Regions from separate parts of the Homo sapiens genome. Here regions 1 and 3 are each linked to region 2. Evidence: chromatin loops called from intact Hi-C (ENCODE). Cell type or tissue: heart right ventricle. All regions are shown on one strand. Links, peaks and the distances in the headings refer to the core of each region. The heading gives the core; the rest is flanking DNA. Region 1 holds the start of LOC105369623 (a long non-coding RNA gene). Region 2 overlaps VWF (von Willebrand factor). Region 3 holds the start of LOC124902866 (a long non-coding RNA gene).

Evidence for each region. Peaks named below come from ENCODE experiments on the same cell type or tissue, not always from the same donor. Only the 100,000 strongest peaks of a DNase experiment are listed, where the experiment ranks them.
Region 1: it touches region 2 in a loop (2.7-fold over the local background); 63 of 110 quality-filtered maps call a loop at or near these places.
Region 3: it touches region 2 in a loop (2.4-fold over the local background); 27 of 110 quality-filtered maps call a loop at or near these places.

Annotation. Positions count from the first base shown.
Region 1 is chr12:6,174,539-6,184,688 of GRCh38, reverse strand. LOC105369623 (a long non-coding RNA gene) reads left to right here and starts at 3,658. Exons shown (of 3, transcript XR_931588.3): 1 at 3,658-4,090. RefSeq lists enhancers at 1,353-1,532, 3,991-4,561. In heart right ventricle, for the core only: no CTCF peak of the experiment used is centred there; DNase peaks (open chromatin) are centred at 2,420 and 4,268; H3K27ac peaks cover 3,286 bases.
Region 2 is chr12:6,070,165-6,075,164 of GRCh38, reverse strand. VWF (von Willebrand factor) reads left to right here. Exons shown (of 52, transcript NM_000552.5): 8 at 1,424-1,546; 9 at 2,723-2,834; 10 at 3,822-3,868. Among named protein-coding and RNA genes, the nearest start is that of SNORA120, 32 kb to the right of the region's middle. RefSeq lists an enhancer at 4,348-4,642. In heart right ventricle, for the core only: a CTCF peak has its summit at 2,477; no DNase peak of the experiment used is centred there; H3K4me3 peaks cover 423 bases; H3K27ac peaks cover 5,000 bases; H3K27me3 peaks cover 69 bases.
Region 3 is chr12:6,163,569-6,173,718 of GRCh38, reverse strand. LOC124902866 (a long non-coding RNA gene) reads left to right here and starts at 4,108. Exons shown (of 2, transcript XR_007063189.1): 1 at 4,108-5,571. It overlaps LOC105369623 (a long non-coding RNA gene), which reads left to right. Exons shown (of 3, transcript XR_931588.3): 2 at 1,455-1,522; 3 at 3,789-3,885. LOC105369622 (a long non-coding RNA gene) reads right to left here and starts at 2,147. Exons shown (of 3, transcript XR_931587.3): 1 at 2,064-2,147; 2 at 1,167-1,379; 3 at 1-407. RefSeq lists enhancers at 5,602-5,896, 5,629-5,908. In heart right ventricle, for the core only: no CTCF peak of the experiment used is centred there; DNase peaks (open chromatin) are centred at 4,008, 4,958, 5,678 and 6,498; H3K27ac peaks cover 2,367 bases.

The sequences.
Region 1 (10,150 bases), core at 2,240-7,239, 110 kb before region 2:
CTCCTGACCTCAGGTGATCCGCCCGCCTCAGCCTTCCAAAGTGCTGAGATTACAGGTGTGAGCCACCGCGCCTGGCCTCTTTTCTCTCCTTTTTATATGGCTGGCAGGATAATGGCCCCCACAAAGGTGACCACACCTTAATCCCTGCCAGGTGTGCATGTTACCTTACTTGGCAAAAAGAACTTTGCAGATGTGATTAAGGACTTTGAGATGGGGAGAGTATCCTGAATTATCCAAGTGGGCTCAATCTAATCCTATGGATCCTTAAAGTCAGATAATCTTTCCTGGCTGTGGTCAGAGGGAACTGGGACAAAGGGTTAGAGAGACATGACAATGGTGGCTTTGCAGACAGAGGAGGGGCCAGGAGCCAAGGAATGCAGGCAGCCTCTAGAAGCTGGGAAAGGCAAGGAAAGGGATTCTCCCCTGCAGCCTCCAGAGGGGAACACAGCCCTGCCCACACTGAGATTTTAGCCCAGTGAGACCCACATGTCAGACTGCTGACCTCCAGAAGTGTGCAATAAATATGTGTTAAACTTGTGATAATATGCTATAGCAACAATAGAAAACAACGGCATGATATCTCGGAGAGATTTCCGTATCAGTGCAGAAATTGAAGCAGCATCAGTTCCTTATGGTTCTACACGGGGTCTGGAGTCCAACAGATCTGGGCTTGAGTCCAGGCTCTGCCACACACTAGTTATATAATTCTGGGCAAGTTACATCACCTCTCTGAGCCTGCCTCCTCATCTGTAAAAGGGGAATACTAAGAGCTCCTGCTTCATAGTGTTGTTCTAGGATTAAATCATACAGTGCATACAAAACACTTAGCCTGGCACATAGAGAATGCTCACGAAAGAACAGCTGGTAATATGAGTTACATAACTGTGATGATTACAACAAGGAGTGTTCCCTGAGTTCTCCTGGCCTCACTGTCCTCTCTTCTGACTCCTTGCAGACTGAGAACGCAGCACATAAATGAGCCCTTGGTTTCTGCGGTACACACCCTCTCTCGTCTTGTGTGCTTGGTTCCGTCTGTGTGCAGCCCTGTCTCCTAGACTGTGGTCAGCAGGACCCTGTTTCCAATGTCCTGGGGCTGGTCATTAGGATTGCACACCGCCCGAGGGGTTGCTCTATTAACAGACGGCTTCTGGGAGTGGCTGGACATCACTGTGCCCTCACTCTTTCCAAAGTTGAGGTTCCCTGCTTCCCACGCTAAAGGCACGTCATGGGTCCAGTGGACCCTGGCATCCTCCCACACAGCATTGATTCAGAGTGGTGGTGACCTTCAGAGTCCCTCCCAATGTCCCCAACAGCCAGCTTTTGCATGAGCTTACCCCTCCTGAGGCAGGCCACTCCACTCTTGTGCAGTCTGGTTATTGGAAAGTTTCCCTCCCTTCCCATAACCTTTGTCCATGTCCTGCCCTCTGAAGCCACATGGGATGAGTCTGCCACCCCTTCCTAGTAGCAGCCCTTTGGCCTTCCAGAGGAGACTTGCAGGGGCCTGTCCCAGCCCTGCCTCTTTGTGGCTGGGTGGCCCCAGGGTTACAAGAGTTTTTGGTTTGTTGGTTGGTTTGTTTTTGAGACAGAGTTTCACTCTTATTGACCAGGCTGGAGTGCAGTGGCGCAATCTCGGCTCACTGCAACCTCTGCCTTCCGGTTTCAAGCGATTCTCCTGCCTCAGCCTCCTGAGTAGCTGGGATTACAGGTGCCCACCATCACGTCCGGCTAATTTTTGTATTTTTAGTAGAGACAGGGTTTCATCATGTTGGCCAGGTTGGTCTTCAACTCCTGGCCTTGTGATCTGCCTGCCTTGGCCTCCCAAAGTGCTGGGATTACAGGCGTGATCCACCGCGCCCGGCCCATGAGTCTTTTTTGAACGCTGTTTTCACAATCTGCAAAAAGGGAAGGAAAACGCCTACCTGTCTGGATCATCATGGGAGCCCGGAGAAGGCATCCTGCACTTGTGAATGCCCCACACATGTTGCTTCCCTTCTCTCTGCTCCAGGCCACGCCCTCTGGATCCCTTAACTGCTCCTTATAGGGGAGGTTTGGAGGCTGCCCCAATGCTCTGTGCTGTTTCAGATATGCAGGAGGACCCACATCTGGCCTCACGAGATGGGCAGCCCGTGACCGCCTGGAGGCTTTTTCTGCTGCGAGTTGGGATGGCCTTCGCCCTCAGTCCTTCCCCCGCCCATCCTGGGGCCTCCCACCCAGGCCTGGCCTTCCCTCCTACTGTTCTGGTCACACTGCGCCTGGTTCAGCTGAAACCACACTCTTCCCACCACGCAAACCCCACAGATGCTAGCGCTCTTGCTGGGCACAGAAATACTGTGTTATTTTTAGTTCTGGACCTGGTCCAGCACACGGCACCCCTCCCTACGTAAACATGCCTGGATCTGCAAGTTGTTTTCCCAAATCCTTAGAGCCGCGAGAGCGCACTCACTCACGACAATTGCATGAGCTCTGCTCACATTTCTCCCCGCAGCCACCCTGTTGCCTCTGTGACTCGTGTGCCAGCCTGTACACACGTGTTTCTGCCACACTCTCTGAAGGGTCTCCCCAACTCCTCCTCCATCCCCTGTCCCCATCCCCTGTCCCTTCCTCCAGCGGAGGAACTGTCCCAGGAAAACCAAGCTGCGGGGAAGCTGGCAGAAGGAAGACATTATCTGCTTCTTGGCCTGTGAGGCCAGCTGGGGAAGATGTGTTTCTGCACCTCACAACACACACCCTGCCAGGCCAGCCTGCCTTCTGAGGCAAAAGCCGTTAACCTCTCTCAATTTAAACTTAAGATGAACAAGCAAACAAGCGACTCCTTCTGGGACAAAGAGTCTTCAACCAACCCAGACAGAAAACCAGGTTTCTCGACTGGGACCTGCTGGCTTCCCCATGCCCTGCAAAGCACCTCTGTCTCTCCAGGCCAGCTGGGTTCACGCGTCTTCCGCGTGAATTCACTGTCAAGATGGCTCCTTCCTGGGACTGCCCCACTTCTAATCCTGGACTAGACGTTCCTTGAGGGCATGGGATGTTTTGCTTTTATTCCCTCTTTTACCCCCAGTTTCTTGGGGGTAAAACCCAAACTCATTAAAGCCTAAAACCCAGTGTCTCCACCATATAGTGCACCTGCCACTGCCATTTCCCAACACACACACACACACACACACACACACACACACAGACACACAGACACATATATAGATACACACACACGTACAGACACACACACATAGAGACACATAGACACATCATACAGACACATGCACATACAGACACATACACATATAGATACACACACACACACATATAGGTACACACATACAGACACACACCCAGGAACATAGACACACACACAGACACACACACATAAAGACACACAGACATCATACAGACACATACACATACAGACACACACATACACACATAGATACACACAGACACACACATAAAGACACACAGACATCATACAGACACATACACATACAGACACACACATATAGATACACAGACACACACACATAAAGACACACAGACATCATACAGACACATACTCATACAGACACACACATATAGATACACACACACACACACACACACACACACACACACACACAGACCCTGGACTCGTGGGTGTTTCTTGGAAAGGATGGGGGCACTCCCGCTCTCGCCTGAGCCCTTGCTGCTTCCTCAGCCTGGATCCTCTCCCCCAGGATCCACATGGCTGGTTCTGTCCAATCCTTTGGGCCTCTGCTCCCAGGCACCCTTGTCAGAGGTGGCTCACGCAGCCCAGCCCACCGGGGCCTTCCCTATCCCCTCCCCTGCTGCTGTGCCTCCTTGGCCCTCATCGCCATCTGACAGTGTGCACTCGACTGTTGTGGCCTTTCGTCTGCCTCCTTCACTTGAATGGGAGCCTCCTGGGGCAGGGGCTGCTCCTTTTGCTGCTGTTGCATCTCCAGGCCTGCAGCCAGGCCTGCCCCGCAGTGGGTGTCAACACGCTCTGTGGAACGAGGGACGGAATGAGGGACGTGAGTGATCTGTGTGGATGGAGGAGTGACTTGCAATGGAAGCCTGCCAGCCAAGACAGCTGGGCCCCTGGGTAAGTGGGCACGGTCAGGGGAGGGTGGGGCATACGTGGCTGCCCATCAGCCAGGCAGGACACACCGAGTGGTGCCGGGAGGGCTGGTGTGCGGGGGCTCCCCAGGAGGCTGTGCCAGGCCCGGCCAGAGGTGAGGGTCCCTGGCTCATCGGCCTGAATTCCTGCCCTTCCTTTTCCTGTCCAGTGAGTCAGCCGGGCTGGGGAAGCACGCCAGGGAAGTGGCTCCTGTAGGGAGTACAGAGGGGTTAAGGGTCAACAAAACAAGAACTTGCTCATCACCCCTCCCATGCTGCCTGTCAGGGTGGCTTTTTCTGTTCCTCCCATCTCTGTCTCGGTCACGGCACACCTGTTGTGTTGTGTCCCCCCAGATTCCTATGTTGAGGTCCTCATCCCCGGTGCCTCAGAATGTGAACTTAGTTGGTGATAGGGTTGCTGCAGAGGGAATTAGTTAAATTAAAATGAGGTTGGACTAGAGGAGAGTGGGCCCCTAGCCCTCTATGATTGGGATCCTTTATAAAATAGTGCCATGTGAACATGGATGAAAACGGAAGGCATTGTGCTCAGTGAAATAAGCCAGTCACATCAGGACAAACTGTGTGATTCCATGAAGGAGCTGCCTAGAATAGTGAAATTCATAAACAGATGGTAGAATAGATGTGAGCAGGGGCTGGGAAATGGGGTATGGAGAGTCAGTGTTGAATGGATGTGGAGTTTCCGTTTGGGATGATGAGAAAGTTCTGGAGATGGAACGTGACACAACATTGTGGATACACTCAAGGCCACTGAACTACTTAAAAATGGTAACTTTTAACACACACGTGAATGCCATGTGTAGAGGGACACATACAAAGGGAAGCTGATTGAAGACAGGGAGAATGCCATCCACAAGCCAGGAATGCCAAAGACTGCAGCAAACCCCTAGATGCCAGCGGAGAGGCATGGGACGGACCCCCTCACAGTGCTCAGAAGGAGCCTGGAGGCTTCTGGCTTCCAGAGCTGTGAGACAGTACATTTCTGCTGTGTAAGCCCCCTAGTCTGTGGCATTCTGTTACTGCAGCCCCAGAAAATGAATACAATGCATCTCTGTGGCTCATTGGTGCCTCCTCTCCAGGCCCTCTGGTTTCTGGAATGCAGGGAAGAGTGGGGAGGGGCTGGCCTGTGACGCCTCTTTCTGCTTTTGCCTTTTTCCCTTCGTTTGTTCTTGGTTGCTCCTTCCCTCCATGGCCTCCTTTTCCTTCTGTCTTCCCTATAGCCTCGTCACACTTGTTATTACTTGCTCAATGTGTCTCTCCTGCTGGACTGGAAGTCCGGGAAGCCAGTCCTGGGCCCTTGGGAGCACTCAATACCTACGGGTAAATGAATGGATGGGGAAGGAAGGAGGAGGGAAGGAGTGGCTGGCCCTGGGGCCTGCTCAGAGACGTTTTGACAAATTGCCTGTTCTTGGAATAGCCAGGGGCAGTTGCAGCCTCTGACCAGCCTCTGACCAGGATGAGCAGTGTGGCGTCTCCTGGATGAGACGGCTCCCACTGCAGAAAGTCTGGCTGGGGCTGCTTCAGGCAACCCTGGTTCTGTGGGGTCAGGGCAGGCATTCTGGGGGATAAAGCCTTTTCCTCAGGTCCCCTGAGTCAAACCTGGTACCGTCCAGCAATAGAAAGGCCAAGGAGAAAGGTTCCCTTGTTGTATAAGGCAGAGCCTGGAACTGGATGGGGAGAGGAGAGTATGGAGTGAATATGGGGCACACATTCCTCTTTCTCTTTATTCCTGCCCCATGACGCTTCTCCATTGTGAGAGTGGGGGAAAAAAGGAATGGGAAACAAAGACACAAAAGTCTTCTCTTTTATTCATTGGTTGATTCAATAAATATTTATGGGCTGACTATGTGTCTAGTACCATTAGGCCGAGGATGGAGAGATGAATAGACCCAGTCTCAGACCTCAGGGAGCTTGCGGTACGGACAGGGAGACAGACAAGTGAACAGCCTTAGAACAAGGCCATGGCTGCTCCGATGAGGCCTGTGTAGACGGCTGTGGGAACAGAGGAGATACTCTAAGTGCAGAACTTGGTGAAGGCTGAATGAAGGAGATGCCATCAGAAAAAAGCCTTGAAGGGTGAATAGGAGGTTGACATGTGAAGAAGGGGAGAGGGTGGAATAGGGAAGGTGTGATACAAGCAGAGGGAATAGGGTCTGGCAAGGTGGGAAGTTGTGAGAGGGCTATGCAGGTCTGGGGGTAACTGTCACTTGGGCATGGGGATGGTGGGAGGCCACTAGCAGGAACCAAGGTCGTAGGGAGAGAGTGTGTCGGCTCATGCGTGCCTGGTATGCCATGCCGGAGAACCTGGGCTTGCTCCTGAGAGCATGGGGAGTGAATAGTGGCCTTAAGTGGGTGTGCTGGCTATTTAGTTTGCCCTGTCTCCCCTAGCCCCTCCATTCTCTATCCTCCTCTGACATCTCTACAGACTGCTCCAGCCAGGCTCCTTTGCCCACTGGTTGGCGGGCAGGAAGAGAAAGAGACAGGGATGTCTGTCTCCCACTGCCTTGTCCCATTTCTGACGGCAGCTGCCTTCCTCTGCGACCACAGCTCCTGTCGGGCTCCCCCTCCCCTGGCTCCAGGTGGCATTGACTCTGGTGATAGATACCAGGCAGGCGTAGGTGGTAAAGGCTTCAGCTGTGGCTGGTCCTTGGGTGCTTCACCACTTCTACCCCCATCACTGTAAATCATCCCTGATTTAAGCTCTCTTTAGAAAACCCCTTTGGGTGTTTCACTTCTCTCTGGAATCCTGCTTGATGCAGTAGGAGTATGGCTTAGTCAGCATTTGGTGGGGAAAATCATCCTGGTGATGGTGGAGACTGGAGCTGGGGAGAGATGGAGGCAGCAATGCTAGCAAAGACACTGTTAAAAGTGCAGGTCAGGGCTGGGCACGGTGGCTCACACCTGTAACCCCAGCACTTTGGGAGGCCGAGGCAGGCGGATCCTGAGGTCAGGAGTTCAAGACCAGCCTGGCCAACATAGTGAAACCTTGTCTCTACTGAAAATACAAAAAAAAACAAAGTGCGGGTCAGGGCTGGTGGGCCGTCATCGAGGCAGTGGCAGTCGGGCTGGAGAGCAGGGTCAGAGCTGGGAGGAGTTCTGAATTAGAGCTGTAGAGCTCTGGTGATTTATTGGGTAGATGGGGGAGTGAGCGGTAGGGGAAGATGAATCCCTTCGATCGTAAAAGACCGATGGTATCGGTCCACAATTGCTACATAACTAACCATAAAATCTGATATTTCCAATTCAAACTCAAGACTATGAAGTTCTTACTTAACCTCTTCTATCTCACACCTGTGTCCCCTTTGTCTCATGTCAAGAATTTCAGTCTTAAGTACCCTAAGGATGATAGAACATACGCAGGCCTTTGCTTTATCCCGCAGTACATACTCGGCAGTTCCGGAATGACAATACCAGCATTATCTTCAATGATATGATCATTGAAAACACTTACAATTTTCCCCATGTCTTCTCTTCCTTGAGATAGAATGCACTAGGGATGTACAGTTGAATTTTGTACTTTCAAGTCACTTGGAGTACTGCTTCTCTAGTCACCAAGAAGATTACAGTTAAGTTTATTTGTTTTATTTTTAATTTCAGAGCTTGCTTTTTATTATTTTACTTTTTTTTTTTTTAGACAAAGTCTTGCTCAATTCCTCAGGTTGCAGTAGAATGGCATGAACAGGACTCACTGCAGCCTCGACATCCTGGGCTCAAGTGATCCTCCTGCCTCAGCTTCCTGTGTAGCTGGTACCACAGGTGAGTGCCACCACATCTGGCTAATTTTTTTTTTTGAGATGGAGTCTCGCTCTGTCGCCCGGGCTGGAGTGCAGTGGCGTGATCTTGGCTCACTGCAAGCTCCGCCTCCTGGGTTCACGCCATTCTCCTGTCTCAGCCTCCCTAGTAGCTGGGACTACAGGCGCCCACCACCACGCCTGGCTATTTTTTGTTGTTGTTGTTGTATTTTTAGTAGAAACGGGGTTTCACCGTGTTAGCCAGGATGGTCTTGATCTCCTGACCTCGTGATCCACCCGCCTCGGCCTCCCAAAGTGCTGGGATTACAGGCATGAGCCACCGCGCCCGGCCACACCTGGCTAATTTTTAAAATTTTTGTAGAGATGGGGTCTCAGTATGTTGCCCAGGCTGGTCTTGAACTCCTGGGCTCAATCCTCCCGCCTTGGCCTCCCAAAGTGCTGGGATTACAAGTGTGAGCCCCCACACTTGGCCCCGAGCTTGTTTCTTAAAAAAAACCTATAAGATACTTAATGATTCCAGAGTGAAATCTACAAAATGAAGTATTAATGCATTGATTAAAATATTAGCTTCTGTCTTGGTGTCTCTTCTCCCTTGCTTCCTTCATCTCCTTCAATTTAGTTTATGGTTTATTATTTTATTATCTGTTTTATGAAATGTAAGATATCTATCTATATCTATATCTATATCTATTTTTTTTTTTTTGAGATAGAGTCTCGCTTTGTTGCCCAGGCTGGAGTGCAGTGTCTCGCTCTGTTGCCCAGGCTGGAGTGCAGTGGCGCGATCTCGGCTTACTGCAAGCTCCGCCTCCCGGACTGACACCATTCTCCTGCCTCAGCCTCCCGAGCAGCTGGGACTACAGGCGCCCACCACCATGCCCGGCTAATTTTTTGTATTTTTAGTAGAGACCGGGTTTCACTATGTTAGCCAGGATGGGTCTCGATCTCCTGACCTTGTGATCCGCCCGTCTCAGCCTCCCAAAGTGCTGGGATTACAGGTATGAGCCACTGTGCCCAGCCCATATCTATATATTTTTTACCCCTCTTTTCGTGGATAAGTGGAAACATTTTGCACACATCTTTCTCCATCTTGCTTTTTTCACGTAGGGATGAAGGCAGCCCTCATTTCTCTACTTCTTTATTCAGTTGCGTGGTATTCTACTGCTTAGTTGATTTAACAGTTCCTTACCAATGGATATTTGGGTTATTTCCTGTCTTTTGCTATTACAAACCTGTTCATATGTTTTTCTGTTTTTTAATACACAGTATCTATGGGATAAATGCCCAGATAAATTCTGAATCAATGGTTAAATGCATATATAATTTTGCTACACATTGCCAAATTCCTGTAATGGTTATACCATTTTGTATTTCCTCTAGCAACATATGAAAGGGCTAATCTCCCTGTAGCCAAAAGAGTATAGTGTCAAACTTTTAGATTTTTGACAATCTAAAAGTTATCTTAGTGTAGTTTTTTTTTTTTTTTTTTTGAGACGGACTCTCATGTCTCGCACTGTCACCCAGGCTGGAGTGCAGTGGCGGGATCTCAGCTCACTGCAGCCACCACCTCCCAGGTTCATGCCATTCTCCTGCCTCAGCCTCCTGAGTAGCTGAGATTACAGGCACCTGCCACCATGCCTGGCTGGGTTTTTTTTGTATTTTTAGTAGAGATGGGGTTTCACCGTGTTGGTCAGGCTGGTCTTGAGCTCCTGACCTCGTGATCTGCCCGCCTTGGCCTCCCAAAGTACTGGGATTATAGCCGTGAGCCACCGCGCCTGGCCATCTTAGTGTAGTTTTAATTTTTCATTTCTTGTATTATGAGCAAGGTTGAACATTTTTTTCATAAAATTGAGAGCAGTTGTTCATTTTGCCAGCCCATTTATTTCTACAGGGTTACTGGTTCTTTTCTTTTTTTTGAGACAGAGTCTCACCCTGTCACCCAGGCTGGAGTGCAGTGGTGTGATCTCAGCTCACTGCAACCTCTGCCTCCGAGGTTCAAGCAATTCTCCTGCTTCAGCCTCCTGAGTAGCTGGGATTACAGGCACACACCACCATGCTGGCCAATTTTTGTATTTTTAGTAGAGATGGCGTTTCACCATGTTGGTCAGGCTGCTCTCGAACTCTTGACCTCAAGTGATCTGCCTGCCTCAACTTCCCAAAGTGCTGATATTACAGGCGTGAGCCACTGTGCTTGGCCTCTTTATTTTTAAAAGTCCTTTAATATTTGGGACAATGACCCATTCTCTATGAACTTGGTTGCAACTGTTTTCTCCATTATT
Region 2 (5,000 bases), core at 1-5,000:
CCCTCTGTCAAACGGGCTTCCCAAAGCCCCGTGTCCTGCCCCTGCCTCCGTCCCGCCCCCACGCCTCCCCTGGCGCCCCCTGACTTCCCTCAGGAAATCCGACCCCTGCACTCACACAGTGTTCTCTGCTTCCCACCAAGATCTTGGCAGTTGCGGTTTTGGTTTTTGTCTTCACCGCCTGCCCGCCCGAATTGATGAGGAGCAGGACGCTGACCTGGCTGTCCGTGTGTGGTGATCTTTGAGAGAGCAGAAAGCATTCATTAAGTTCTTCTCTTTTATTAAATCTCTCTCCTCCAGGCTAATGACCGCTATCCCTCCTGCCTTACTCGTGCTGTGTGTTTCATCTTCCAGTCTCAATGGGTGCCTAGTTATGGTCACTGTCCCCAAATTATCAGGATTAAGTGGGGACTTCTGAGGTCACCTTGCAAGAAGTCTCCTCTTTCCCCAGCCCTTCCAGTGATTAAAAGCCATGCAGACGGATAAGCAGTCTGTGATGGTTCCACAGATGAGCTGAGCCGGCCACATCTTTACACTGCACACGTGTGTCTCAGTGTGTGGCAAATAGCTGCTGAATTCAAACTTTCTGCCTGTGGTGGGGGTGTGAGGAAGGAGGATGCTAGCAGCTGGTTTCTTCTCTGTAAAGCCGAGTGGCTGTTTTTTTTTTTTTTTTTTTTTTTAGGTCTGTGAATGTAGGGTAGGGGAGATAACCTGATGTATCTTGGAGAAGGGTTAAGGGGCAATAGTTTGGTGTCAGAAAGCCCAGAAAAGAGTGCTTATGTGTTTCGGTCTTTCAGTCAGCCTGAATGTCGCTCAGCTACAGGGTAGAGAGAGGAAGGAGGAGAGCCTGTCCTTGCAGTGAGGAGCTGGTTCCATTGGGAAGAACAGAGAGTGCTTAGGTGATATCTGTGAAGGCAGCCTTGTGGCAGAGTGGAAATAAATATGGAATGAGTGTCACCATGCAGGCAAATGTGCCCTGTGCTGGGTGGGGCATTTGATTGGGGCCAATTTCATGGGGAAAAGGAGGAGGGATGGGATGGAGGGCACCATGGCTCCTTGCTTTGTCGTAGGACTCCACTTGTTTTGAGCCTAGAGGAGTTTGGTGTCACTCTGAAAGGGTTTTAGGTGAAGGGGAGGAAAGAATGCCAAGTTATACATGGAGAGCAGGCGACCAAGGGGAAGGGTGGGGGTCCTGGGTGCCCCCGATGGGTCTTGGTAAGGGCCTCACAAGATGGAAGATGTTCATCTAAGGGAGGGGTGGCCTCAGGGGGGCACGTGGCTCACTGGGGGTGAGAAGGACCTGGAAGCCTGAAGACAGAGGGGAGCAGTCAGAGTGGGCACGAGAGGCTCAGGCTGTGGCATGGCTGGTGAGATGATGCACCGGTGGGACCTGCCCTGGGTAGACCCCTTTGATGTTCCTTTTCAGGCCCAGTGTGCCCTGCTGGTATGGAGTATAGGCAGTGTGTGTCCCCTTGCGCCAGGACCTGCCAGAGCCTGCACATCAATGAAATGTGTCAGGAGCGATGCGTGGATGGCTGCAGCTGCCCTGGTAATGAACTTCCCACTTTATTTACAGATCAGAGACCTTGCCAGCACCCTTGGCTTTGGGAAGTGAGATGAAGGCCACTTGTGTTTGCTCCCCGTTGCTGAAATCAGAAGCCTTTTATTAAGTTTTTAAATGTCTTTGTCCAGCGTGATCAGGATTGAGCTGGTCTTTATTTTTAATGTACGTTGTCCTGTTGTACTGTATCCATGAACGCACTTGTGTTGAGGGAAATTGGAGGGTGGCCTGGGCCCCAACAGTAACTTTGTTTGGGGAACTCGTGGCCCATCTGAGCTGAGCTGTTTTCTCAATTAGGTGTGTCAGGGAACCGATCTGGGAAAAAGATCTCCTGGGTTTGTCATGTGAGCTCAGCTGAAAAAGGGCTCTGCACTAGAAAGTCTTTTCAGGGGAGGCTTGGTGGGCTTTGGGGAAAACCCCTGTTTAATTACTGAGAGCAAGGCTGGGTGCGGTGGCTCATGCCTGTAATCCCAGCACTTTTGGAAGCCGAGATGGGCGGATCACTTGAGTTCAGGAGTTTGAGACCAGCCTGGCCAACCTGGTGAAATCCCGTCTCCACTAAAAATACAAAAATTAGCTGGGGGTGGTGGTGCACACCTATAATCCCAGCTACTTGGGAAACTGAGGCAGGAGAATCACTTGAACCCAGGCGGCGGAAGTTGCAGTGAACCGAGATCGCACCACTGCACTCCATCCTGGGTGACAGAACGAGACTCGGTCTCAAAAAAAAAAAAAAGTTATTGAGAGTGAGTCCTGTGTGTTTCAACTCATGACTTCTCTACTGGAAGAACTTGAACAAAACTCTTGACTCCCTTCATCTGTGGAATGGTAATGAGTAGTCTTCTCCCTCTCACGTTGCATTAATGTGTAAGGGAAGCAGCACACACATTCTTGAGCTTCCTGGAAGAAGCCCTAAGCCCAGACTTGTGCCTCCCCTACTGGATGACCTGGAACAAAATTCTTTTGCTCATGTCTTCATCTGTAGTAATGGAGATGAGGAATTTCCCTTCCTTATATTGCATTATGTGAAAGATAAACACCACAGAACAAGTTCTTTGAGCTTCCTGGAAGAAACCCAACCATTGTCCCTGGGGATTCTATAGTTGTGGGATGAGTGACGCAATGACAATGTTGAGGCCTTTGTCTTGATGCCCTTGACCCCAGAGGGACAGCTCCTGGATGAAGGCCTCTGCGTGGAGAGCACCGAGTGTCCCTGCGTGCATTCCGGAAAGCGCTACCCTCCCGGCACCTCCCTCTCTCGAGACTGCAACACCTGGTAATGGGGGCTGCGCAGCGTGCTCTGGGAGACCTGCCTGGGGGACTGGGGAGGGAAGCTGGGTCAGCAGGGGTGGTGGCAGGTGGAAAAGAACCTGGACCGTGCCAAGAAAGAAGAGACTGAGTTGGAGGCTACTGGTGGGGGCTAGGGACAGGTGTGGCAGGCAATGATGGGGAGCAAAGAGTATATTACAGATAAATAAGCCTTGAAGATGGGGAGGTCAGGAAGGGCAGGATCCTTCACGTGCAGACATCATCTCTAGCTGTCCCTCCAAACTATGCTTTCATAAATGATCCTTTCCCCCTGGAGGAGGGCTGTATCACTAAGCAGTACGTAGGTCCTTCTCTCCTTGAAATCTCTCATCTGCTAGGTGGTAGGAAGTTGCAGTGGCCAGTGGAAACTCACACCAGTCTGCCCTCCCTTGGTCCCTGCAGTAGGCCAGGCCCAGCCTGGCTTCTGTCATCTCAAGAAGCACCCCTGGATGTCACCTCTGGCTGGCTTTGCCAGTCTCCTGCACAGCAGGGACAACTCGTTTGGTCCCCAGGCCTCCTCCCTTTGCTATCTTAGCAGCCTTCTGTGTGCACTGAGCCCCCAGGTTCTCAGTCGGCCACCGCCCACCACACTTCTGGGCTGGGAGCTACCCATTTCCATATCGCTCTCTTGCTCTCTGCCACTCACTGTGTGTGGGGTAGGAATTTGACTTCTTGGTATCTGAGTAGATTTTCAGGGGGATCAGGTAGTTTTTTTTTCTTTCTTCTTTTTCTCTGTTGGGGTTTCTTCCCCTGGGTAATATCTCTAAGATTCCTTTGTGGCCAAAGCTCTGTCCTGTACAATTTTAACCCTATGAAGATTCTGCTAGCACCAGCTCTTTTCTTTTCCCACATCCCTTCGTTTGGGGACTGTGATAACTACCATGAGCTCTAAATCCATTTGCATACCCTTGTGTTTGCAGAACCACCAATGACCTGTGCTTTTTCCCTCCAACAGCATTTGCCGAAACAGCCAGTGGATCTGCAGCAATGAAGAATGTCCAGGTAGGCGACCTGCCGCTCATTCTCTTCCTCCTTCCCTGAATCGGGGAGGCGTCTCCTCCTCTCTTACCAGACAGGGAGGGCCACAACTCAAGGCAGCGAGAAGTTGCCCTCTCTGCACAGGTTGGCTGCAACCACGTGACCCCAGCTCTGGTTTCAGGTACCAGCTATGCTAACCCATTCACAGGCCAGAGGTGGGAGCCCTGCAACAGCTGAAAGCGGAGAATGCACCTGCGTTCAGATGTTATTGTCTGTCCTTATTACCTGTTTGCTGAAAGGATTAAGGTTGATGAGCTGTAAGGCCTGTATGGTCATGATTGACTAAACAAAGAGGATACACATTCTTTGGAAAATTAAGAGGTAGAAGGGCCTGGTAATTCTTTAGGCTTGAAGGGACAGTTCTAATGGAACTTTCCAGAATGCCTAATATGAAGACCATGGCGTGGTCCAAGAGCTCGGAAAACCAGGTCACCAAATGATTCCTCCCATCCTGTCCCTGCCCTGGAAAATCTGCTTAGGAAAAATTATTGAGCAATCTCTGCCATTTGCTTTCTCCTCTGTTTGGCCCCAACTCTATTCTATTTACTGCAAACCTTGCCCATTCAAAGCTCCCTTCTGCCCCACCTTCCAATGACCTCAGACCTTGCCCTCTGTGCTCACTCACGTGGTGTTTTCTATGTGCTGGCCACTGTGCTAAACACTTTCCGGTTACAACCTGTGAGGCAGGTGCAATTTATTCTCATTTTAGGAAAGCAGAAACAGACCTAGAGAGGTTAAATGACTTGCCCAAAGTCACACAGCTGCTACGAGGCAGAGCCAGGGCTTGAACTCACAACTGCCTGACTTCTTACTTTTTCCCTTCCCTTTCTTCTCCTTCCCAGTACTAACCTTTGGTGGCCTGAAGTGGGTTGAGCTTGGATACCTGGGACTGTATTTAGGGTCTGTGAGTTAAAGACTTTAGGATGACTCAGGACCTCATCCAGTGTCCTCTACACTGGGAAAATTCTGGAACTAGATGTGGGCTAGATCAGTTAGTCTTGCAAAGAGATGGTCACCCAGCCAGGTTATCTTTTGTGTAACCCTTAAAGAAGGCACGAAGGAGAAAAGATTGCTCTTGAAAGGGATATCTGTGCTC
Region 3 (10,150 bases), core at 2,964-7,963, 96 kb before region 2:
GAACCTGGAAGCATTGAAGCCGGAACCACTATCTCCATTCTGTCATCACCTGTGGGCTGAGAAGATCTCAGCTCCAGGAGACCATGAAAGCTGAGCGGAGAACAGGAGAGAAATCAGGTCTTTGTTGTGTATGAACCCCAGACAGGATGCGCAGATGGTGGTCCAGCCTGATGCTGGGCTTCTCAGCTAAAAACCCAATACTTGGTTTCTATGTCTTTGTACTTGCAGCTGAGAGGGCCCTAAATGAAACAGTAGTCATCATTAGGTTTTCCTGATGTCCTAGTGTTTTAGGGACGATGCCTCAGGTAGAAAGTGTAGTGGGATGCCAGCAGAATATCATTTCTCCCAGGTAGCCTAGCTCCTTCCATCGGAGGTCCTCGTTTGTGAAACAGCGTCAATAACACTGCCTATCATTTTGAAGAAAAAGTGAGAGAAGGTGTATTAGTCTGTTCTCATGCTGCTATAAAGACACACCTGAGACTGGGTAATTTACAAAGAAGACAGTTTTAATTGAGTCACAGCTCTGCCTGGTTGGGGAGGCCCTCAGGAAACTTACAATCATGGCGGAAGGCGAAGGGAAAGCAAGCACCTTCTTCACAAGGAGGCAGGAAAGAGAGTGTGAGGGGGGAATTGCAAAACACTTTAAACCATCAGATCTTGTGAGAACTCCTTCACTGTCACAAGAACATGTGGGAAACCGCCCCCATAATCCAATCACCTCCCATCAGGTCCCTCCCTCAACACGTGGGGATTACAATTCAAGATGAGATTTGAGTGGGCACACAGAGCCAAACCATATCAGAAGTAAAGGTGAACTGTAAAGAGATCTTCAAATTTTAGTGACTGTCATTATATGATAGGCTCCTTGAGGGCAGGGACAGTGGGCTTTTGTGTGTGTACCCCTGAGGTGGCTAAAGTGTCTCACACAAAGCAGGTGCAGTGCTTCAGTTTGAATCAAATTGAATGCTTCTCATGCTTATTCTTTCCATAGACAGCTAAAGAAAACAGAGTCACAGAGAGATGAGAGATGAAGCCACTGGCCAGGAGCACACTCAGGGATTCTGTCCCCTGCCTCAGGCTGAGTCCCGCAGTCAAACTCTGTCCCTCTGTGAGGCTGAAAGACATGGGAGGAGGAGGCTCGTCCAAGGGCCAGCTTTGTCACTCACCTGCTGGGTGACTTTGAGCAAATCCCTTCCTCCCTCTGGAACTTCAGGAATCACTTCCTTGTCATTCACACAGGGTCAATCTTCACCTTATAAGTACCCGCGGGTTCTATATACCGTCATTTGAAGAGTAGAACATGCCTTGCAAGTGTGTTTGCTGCATCACACGGGTAGAGGCCAAGCTGCAGGCTGCCTTGCAGGCCTGCTTAGACGCTCCTGTGGGTAACCAGGGGCGGTGATTCAGGGCGTACCAAGTACCTGCGTCAACGTGATTCGCTTTGATTTTCCCAGGCCGTGAGATACTTCAGACAGACACAATTTCTCCCAGCGACAGGGGAGGAAGCCGAGGCCTTGAGAAGGTGAGTGACTTACTCAAGGCCATCCGGCTCATTAGAGAAGGAGGCAGAACTCACACCCGTGTTTTATGACTTCCAGTTCAGGCCCATCACAGACCTCCATCCATCTGCAGGAAAGCAAGCGGCCCTCAGGGACTTGCTCATGGAGAATGCTCCATATATGCCGAGGGGATGGGCTCCGAGGAAGCCAGATTGTCCCAGGGCAATGCTGGCCTGGCCACTCTGGATGGCCGTACTGGGGCCCAGCTGGCGGGGGCACTGGAGGCCCGTGTTACCCTGCACTCTGTTTGTGGGGTGGTATGCCCAGCATTCCTGGCAAAGGTTGCGATGCCTCAGCAGGGTTGGGTGAGCAGCTGTCTGGGGCGGCGAGGGGAAGCGGACAGGCACGCCGTCTGTTTTGCTGGGCCGTGCGTGGCTTTTCCGGGCATTGTGCTCACCAGCGTGCCCCGGTCATGAACACTGAGACCAGGATGTCTTTGTAGCGATCACAGCAACACCCTGTACTTCCCCAACATTCCAAGGAGGCCCCAGGCATGGCACTTACAGGAGGTATCCCAGACGCCGCCTTCCTCCTCCTCCTCCTCAACTCCATCCTCCCCAGGAGGAGGCAGCCATCTTCATGGCGTGATGTGTGGGACCTGGAGGGCATCCGGCCAACAGAGCTCTCCCGTAAGGCAGTCCTCCTCCCACAGGTTCTTATCTCTGAGCCATGTGTTCTTAACCCCTATATTCTGACTTGGACACTGCACTAAGAGTTTTAATTACGTTCTTGATAGTTCTGTGACATAAATGCTATTGTTATCACCTGCCCCCCCTCCCCCCCCCCCCATTAATATAAAGGAGACGGAAGCTTTGAGGGGTCTATATCAGCAGTAAGTGGCAGAGTCAGGACTCAAACCTCACGGGCCAGAGGCTGGCATCTGTGCTTCTTTTTTTTTTTTTTTGATATGGAGTCTTGCTCTGTCACCCAGACTGGAGTGCAGTGGCGTGATCTCGGCTCACTGCAAGCTCCGCCTCCCGGGTTCACGCCATTCTCCTGCCTCAGCCTTCCGAGTAGCTGGGACTACAGGCGCCCGCCACCACGCCCGGCTAATTTTTTGTATTTTTAGTAGAGACGGGGTTTGCACCGTGTTAGCCAGGATGGTCTCGATCTCCTGACCTCGTGATCCGCCCGCCTTGGCCTCCCAAAGTGCTGGGATTACAGGTGTGAGCCACCACGCCTGGCCGTGTCTGTGCTTTTGACTTCGCTGCTGCACTGCCCTGTTATGTAAACCTGGTGGGTTGTGCTTTGGAGATGGGTAGGGATGGAACACAGCCATTCATTCAAGAGTATTTTCTAAAATAATAACTTTCTTACTTTAGAACAATTTTAGAGTTATAGAATTATAGTGCAGGGAATTCCTGTATACCCTGTGCCCAGTGTCCCTATTATTATTAATTTTTTAAATGTTTTCCTTTTTTTTTGGAGATGGTCTCGCTCTGTCACCCAGGCTAGAGTGCAATGGCTTGATCTCTGCTAACTGCAACTTCCTTCTCTTGGGTTCAAGCGATTCTCCCACCTCAGCCTCCCAAGTAGCTGGGATTACAGGCACCTGCCATCATGCCCAGCTAATTTTCGTATTTTTAGTAGAGACGGGGTTTCACCATGTTGGCCAGGCTGGTCTTGAACTCCTGACCTCAGGTGATCTGCCTGCCTCGGCCTCCCAAAGTGCTGGGATTACAGGCGTGAGCCACTGCGCCCAGCTCTATTTTTCTATTTCTTTTTCATCCCTTTTCACCATTCCTAATGTCCCCTGTCATTAACATCTTACATTAGTGTGGTACATATGTCACTGTTAATGAACTAATATTATTAACTAAAGTGCACACTTTATTCAGCTTTCTTTTTTTTTTAACCTATTGCCCCCATTCTGTCCCAGGATCCCACCAGGATTCTATATTACATTTAGTCATCATGTCTCTGTAGGCTCCTCTTGGCTGTGACAGTTTCACAGACTTCCCTTGTTTTTGGTGATCTGGACTATTTTGAGAGGTGCTGGTCAGGATTTTGCAGAATGTCCTTTAACTGGGATGTGTCTCATGTTTTCCTCTTGAGTAGACTGGCGTTTGGGTTTTGGAGAGGGAGACCACAGAGGTAAGTGTCATTCTCATCCCATGATATCAAGGGCACTATCAACGTGACTTATGGCTGTTGGTGTTCACCTTGGTCACCTGTTTCTTTAGTGTAAAGCTATTCTTTTCTTTGCTCCCTTTCCATGATGTTCTGAAGAATCATTTTTTGAGCACCAAAAGAAGAAACTGGTGGCGGGGCGCAGTGGCTCACACCTGTAATCCCAGCACTTTGGGAGGCCGAGGCGGGCGGATCACCTGAGATCAGGCATTCGAGACCAACCTGGCCAACATGGTGAAACCCCATCTCTACTAAAAATACAAAAATTAGCCGGGCATGGTGGTGCATGCCTGAAATCCCAGCTACTCAGGAGGTTGAGGAGGGAGAATTGCTTGAACCTGGGGGGCGGAGGTTGCAGTCAGCCGAGATTGCACCACTGCCCTCCAGCCTGGGTGACAGTGAGACTCCATCTCAAAAAAAAAAAAAAAAAAAAAAAGAAGAAGAAGAAGAAGAAACTGGCAACTCTGGCAACTCTCCTAAGAGGGAGGAAGAGAGGAGAAAGGACAGGGCAGGGCGGTGACAAGTGTCCTGGAACGGAAAAAGAAAAAAGAAGAAAAAAATTGCACCTGTGTAGGAGGAGATGCTGGTGGCCCTTGGAGTGCCCATGTGAGAGAAGAGCCAGTTCCAGGATTCCAGTGAGAGCAGCCAGCTCAGCGTGGCTCAGCAGCGGGGGACAGCCGTCTAGGAATCCCTGCGGAGCACCCCAGAGAAGGAGCTTCACCTCGGGACCTGGGTCTCATTTTCAGGGACTTCATCTCCCTGAAAAGCAATGCTGCATCAGACACAGAGACGCCCCGACAGAACGGAAAACAATATGCACTGTTCAACATGAAACTCCCATTCATCTCACTGCTGCATGACTTTGCCTAAGAGTTCAGGATAAAGTAATGTTTGCAAATACATCCTGAAATTGCTTTTGTGGGTTAGCATCATTAGATTGCATTATGCTTTGGGATTAAAAGCGTTAACTTTGCCATGTAGCTATTTCAAATAGATCACAAGCTCTTTTTTTTTTTTTTTTGATGATCACCACTATACTAACGAGGATCAAATAGACCACAAGTTCTGCAACCCTGTTTAGATGTTTCTTCATTTCATAAAGTATAGGTACCAAGAATCTCAGTACCTCCTCCTCTCCCCCCAGACTTTCTCTTGTTATTCTGGGATCAAAGGGGCCTCATGTCCCCTCTGAGGGACCTTACCCCTATCAAGCAGGCTGGCAAGCGGGAGAACGGAGGCCTGAGAAGCTGCAACACAGCTACACTGAACTCCCCAGCCAAGCCATGTGCTTGCATCTGCCCGTCTACTCCAGAGTGTGAGCCAAACATCTGAGACTGTGAGAATTCGGAGAGCTGACCCCAGACGTTGGTTCCAGTGTTGGGAGGAACCTGGGAAAATCAAGGGATGCTTTGGTCCTGTCATTGTGACTGACAAGCAATTAGAGGTGAATATCTGTGAATATTTGGGGGTTTAGAATGTACCTGTTGAAATGAAATGCCCCTGGGATATGAAATAACTTTAGCTGTTGGCATCTAAGACAACAGAGGCAGCTGGACGTGGTGACTCACGCCTGTAATCCCAGCACTTTGGGAGGCCGAGGCGGGTGGATCACCTGAGATCACGAGTTTGAGACCAGCCTGACCAACATGGTGAAACCCCATCTCTACTAAATACAAAAAATTAGCCGGGCGTAGTGGCGCATGCCTGTAATTCCAGCTACTTGGGAGGCTGAGGCAGGAGAATTGCTTGAATCCGGGAGGCGGAGGTTACAGTGAGCCAAGATTGCACCATTGCACTCCAGCCTGGGCAACAAGAGTGAAACTCCATCTCCCCCCCCACCCCGCAAAAAAAGACAACAGAGGCGTTCAATCAGTCGGCCGCGGTGAGCAATGTCCCGTGAGAATGGGGCCCAAGACAGAAGTCTAGGAAAGGGTGTATGTGGGCGAGGTAGACACAGATAGGGGCTGTGGACGGAAGGACTCTAGGACCTGCTTGCAGTCTGTCATGAGTCTTTGGACTATTTATAGCTGGTGACCTCAGATGAGTCACCCCCATGATTCAGTTTCCCCATTTCTCTGAGATATGGAGACAGCAGCTGGTCAGGAAGGGACCCTTTCCCTCCTCTCCGCCTCTCCACCGCCACCACTGCCGTCACCGGCACCCATGTTCTGCCCACACAGTAGCCCAGGATGCCAAGGGCTAAAGGCTTGACATAGACGACACCTAATGTAATCTCACAGCCCTGGGACACAGCTCTTGTTATTGCCTCCACTTTGCAGAAGGGAAAAGTGAGCCTTATAGAGGCTGAATAACATGCCTGATGTCTACACTGGGGATGGGTGGATGTGGGCTGGTGTTCGGGCCACCCTGACTCACACTTGGTTGGCCAGGGCTTCCACTGCTAAATCCATCTGGGTCAGGGGCTGGCAACATTTTCTTCATCAGGTAAATATTCTAGGCTTTGTGGGGCATATGATCTCTCTTCCTCTCACCCCAGATTTTCTCCTGTTACTCAACACTTTAAAAATGTAAAAACCATTCTTAGCTAGTGAGCTGCACATAGGAGTCTGCTGGCTGGATTTGGCCTGAAGGCCAGAGTTTAGTCACCTCTGATAACAGGAAAGCAAAAAATGCAAATTGCTGTGGGCTGTCATATCTCCCCAGATTTCAGAGGCGTTCTAAAACTCACTCAAAGAATCCTGGGCCCTGGAGGGTGGCAGGGCTACCTGTGCGGCCCAGGTGGATGTTAGTTTTACTGAGGACCTACTGGGGTGTGGGCACCACGGTGTCTCTCCCATGGCCACTATTCCTACGGGCAGTTACTGCCCCTCACACTTGTCCCTCTGTGTCCTACCCTCTGTGGGGGCTCACTGGGGGCCCAGCTTCTCCACCCTGTCACCATCCTGGCCTCACTTTCCTTTCTCCTGGGACTTCGGTTCTTGGTCAAGTGAGGCTGGACAGGCCCAGCTGTGGCCCCTGGCTGAGCTGCAGAGGAAGCTGAGAGGACCTGCTATCAGCTCCTTTTGGCCAGGCTGCCTCAGTGGCCAGCGTGGGGTGGGAGATGCTGAGGCAGAAATGGGGGAGAAGAGGTGGGAGCTCTGCAGCCGGAGGGAGGAGTTCCGTGGCCTGGGCAGGAAGCTGGGAAACCTCTGTTTCTTTCTTTCTTTGTTTTGTTTTTTTTTTTGAGACGGAGTCTCGCTCTATTGCCCAGGCTGGAGTGCAGTGGCACGATCTCAGCTCACTTCAAGCTCCGCCTCCCGAGTTCATGCCATTCTCCTGCCTCAGCCTCCCAAGTAGCTGGGACTACAGGCACCCGCCACCACGCCTGGCCAATTTTTTGTATTTTTTAGTAGAGACAGGGTTTCACTGTGTTAGCTGGGATGGTCTTGATTTCCTGACCTCGTGATCCACCTGCCTCGGCCTCCCAAAGTGCTGGGATTACAGGCGTGAGCCACCACGCTCGGCCACCTCTCTGTTTCTAAGGCTCCTCAGAGTTAAGGAGGTTTGTGAAAGGAGTAAACACAGGAATTCTGCTTGTGTGTGGGGCCTGCCTGTGCGTGTGTATCACATACAACCCATGCCTGTGTTCCTGTGGAGAGGGAGCATGGAAGGGGCCCGTGTTCTAGGCAATGCACAAAATAGTTAAACCAGGTCTGAAACTGGGATCAAGTCCCAACACCACCACTGACCAACCATGGGAACCAGGTCCAGGTCTTTAACCTCTTGGACACTCACTTTCCTCATCTGTAAAATGGAAATAGCAATATCTCAGCAGATTGCTGTAAAGCTTACAAAGTAACACGATTTATCGAATGCTTCCTACTGGGCAGGCACTATTCTAGGGGCTTTCTATATTCAGTTGATCCTCATCACTCATACATTCTGTATTTAAAGATTTGTCTACTCTGGCCGGGTGTGGTGGCTCATGCCTGTAATCCCAGAACTTTGGGAGGCCGAGGTGGGTGGATCACGAGGTCAGGAGATCAAGACTACCCTGGCTAACATGGTGAAACCCCGTCTCTACTAAAAATACAAAAAAAATTAGCCGGGCGTGTTGGCGGGCGCCTGTAGTCCCAGCTACTCGGGAGGCTGAGGCAGGAGAATGGTGTGAACATGGGAGGTGGAGCTTGCAGTGAGCCGAGATAGCACCGCTGCACTCCAGCCTGGGCAACTGAGCAAGACTCCATCTCAAAAAAATAAAAATAAAAAAATAAAAATTTGTCTACTCCATACAATTTACTTGTATTGCCAAAATCAATACTCACAGTGCTTGCATGGCCATCCATGAACACAGAGCAGAGAAAAATTTGGCAGGATGTGCACATTCCCAGCAGAGGGTGAACAAGGTGACAGTCTGCCTTCTTGTTTCAGCTCATACCACAAGCAAGTGTCCTTTTCAAGGTCTACTTGGTACCATGTGTTTTGCATTTTTCTGCTGCGTGTTGGTGATTCCACTGTTTAAAATGGTCCCAGCATCATGCTGAAGTGCTGTCCAGAGTTCCTAAGTGAGAGAAAGCTGTGATGTGTCATGTGGAGAAAATATGTCTAGTAGTTAAGCTTCGTGCAGGCATGAGTTATAGTGCTGTTGGCTATGAGTTCAATGTGAATTATTCAGCAATATATATTGAATAAGGTGTCGTTAGACAGAAACACACATAAGAAAAAGTTATGCATTGATTTGTTGATGAAAATGTGACCAGAGGCTCACAGGAACCTCCCCTTGTATCTCCCCTAGGAGCACTGGTTTGGCATTCACTAATTCAGTGTTTGCAGTGACTCCATAAAACACAGCCACTATGAATAATGAGAATTGACTGTATTGGCCAGGCACAGTAGCTCACACCTGTAATCCCAGCACTTTGGGAGGCCAAGGTAAGCAGATCACTTGAGGTCAGGAGTTTCAGACCAGCCTGGCCAACATGGTGAAACCCTGTCTCTACTAAAAATACAAAAAATTAGCTGGGTGTGGTGGTGGGCACCTGTAATCCCAGCTACTCGGGAGGTCGCAGTGAGCCGAGATTGCACCACTGCCCTCCAGCCTGGGCAACAAGAGCAAAAGTCCGTCTCCAAAAAAAAAAAAAAAAAAAAAAGAAGAAGAAGAAGAAGAAGAAAAGAAGACAAGAATTTACTGTATTAACTCATCTTTTGAAAATTTTATTTACTTATTTTTATTTTTTATTGTTTTGAGACAGAGTCTCGCTCTGTTGCTAGGCTGGAGTGCAGTGGTGCGATCTGGGCTTACTGCAACCTCTGCCTCCCGGGTTCAAGCGATTCTCCTGCCTCAGCCTTCTGAGTAGCTGGGACTACAGGCGCCTGCCACCACACTTGGCTCATTTTTTGTATTTTTAGTAGAGACGGGGTTTCACCATGTTGGCCAGGATGGTCTCGAACTCCAGACCTCGTGATCCACCCGCCTCGGCCTCTCAAAGTGCTGGGATTACAGGCGTGAGCCCATGCCCGGCCTATTTATTTACTTTGAGACAGAGTCTCACTATGTCACCCACGCTTGAGTGCAGTGGCACGATCTCAGCTCTTTGCAACCTCCGTCTCTCAGGTTCAAGCGATTCTCCTGCCTCAGCCTCCAGAGTAGCTGGGCCTACAGGCGCATGCCACCATGCCCGGCTAATTTTTTATATTTTAGTAGAGACAGGGTTTCACTGTGTTAGCCAGGATGGTCTTGATCTCCTGACCTCGTGATCTGCCCGCCTCAGCCTCCCAAAGAAAATTTTATTTTTAATTAATTAATTATTATTATTATTTTGGGTGGAAACAGAGTCTTGATATGTTGCACAGGCTGATCTCGAACTGGACTCAAGCAGTCCTCCCGTCTCGGCCTACCAAAGTGCTGGGATTACAGGCATGAGCCACCATACCCGGCCGTATTAACTCATCTATTCACCACAACCACCATACTGGGTGGGTGCTCCGCTGTCATTATTGTCTAGATTTTACTGAGGCACTGAGGCACAGAGAAGCTGCCTAATTTGTCTGAGGCCATATGGATGGCAGAGCTGGGATCAACGCCAGGCAGTGGGGCCTCGAGGGTCCCCTAGCTACTCCTGAATTAGACAGGGCAACACGCAGAAAGCCTGAGGGCAGCCCCCTCTGTGTCATGCACATTCATCAAGGCTCTGCCACTCGGGGGCCCCATGGCCGTGGGATTAGACAGTCTCTGAAGTTCCTTCCACTTGGATATTCTAAGGCCCTGCAATTTCTGCCCGCTCTCCCAAGCTGCTGTGCACTTAGGAGTGGGCTGCAGCCTACTCCTACTCCTCCTACTCCAGGAGTGGTCTGCAGGCCTGCAGTGGGGAGCTGCAGCTACAGGACTGGAAATTGGGATGGATGAGCTGTGGGTATGGCAGGGAGGCTGTTGAGGTGGATGATGCCAAGGGCTCAGGAGGACCTTTGATGTCACCTCTTTTGGTTGTGCTGGTGTGCTTCGAGCTGGGGGTGGCTGGGAG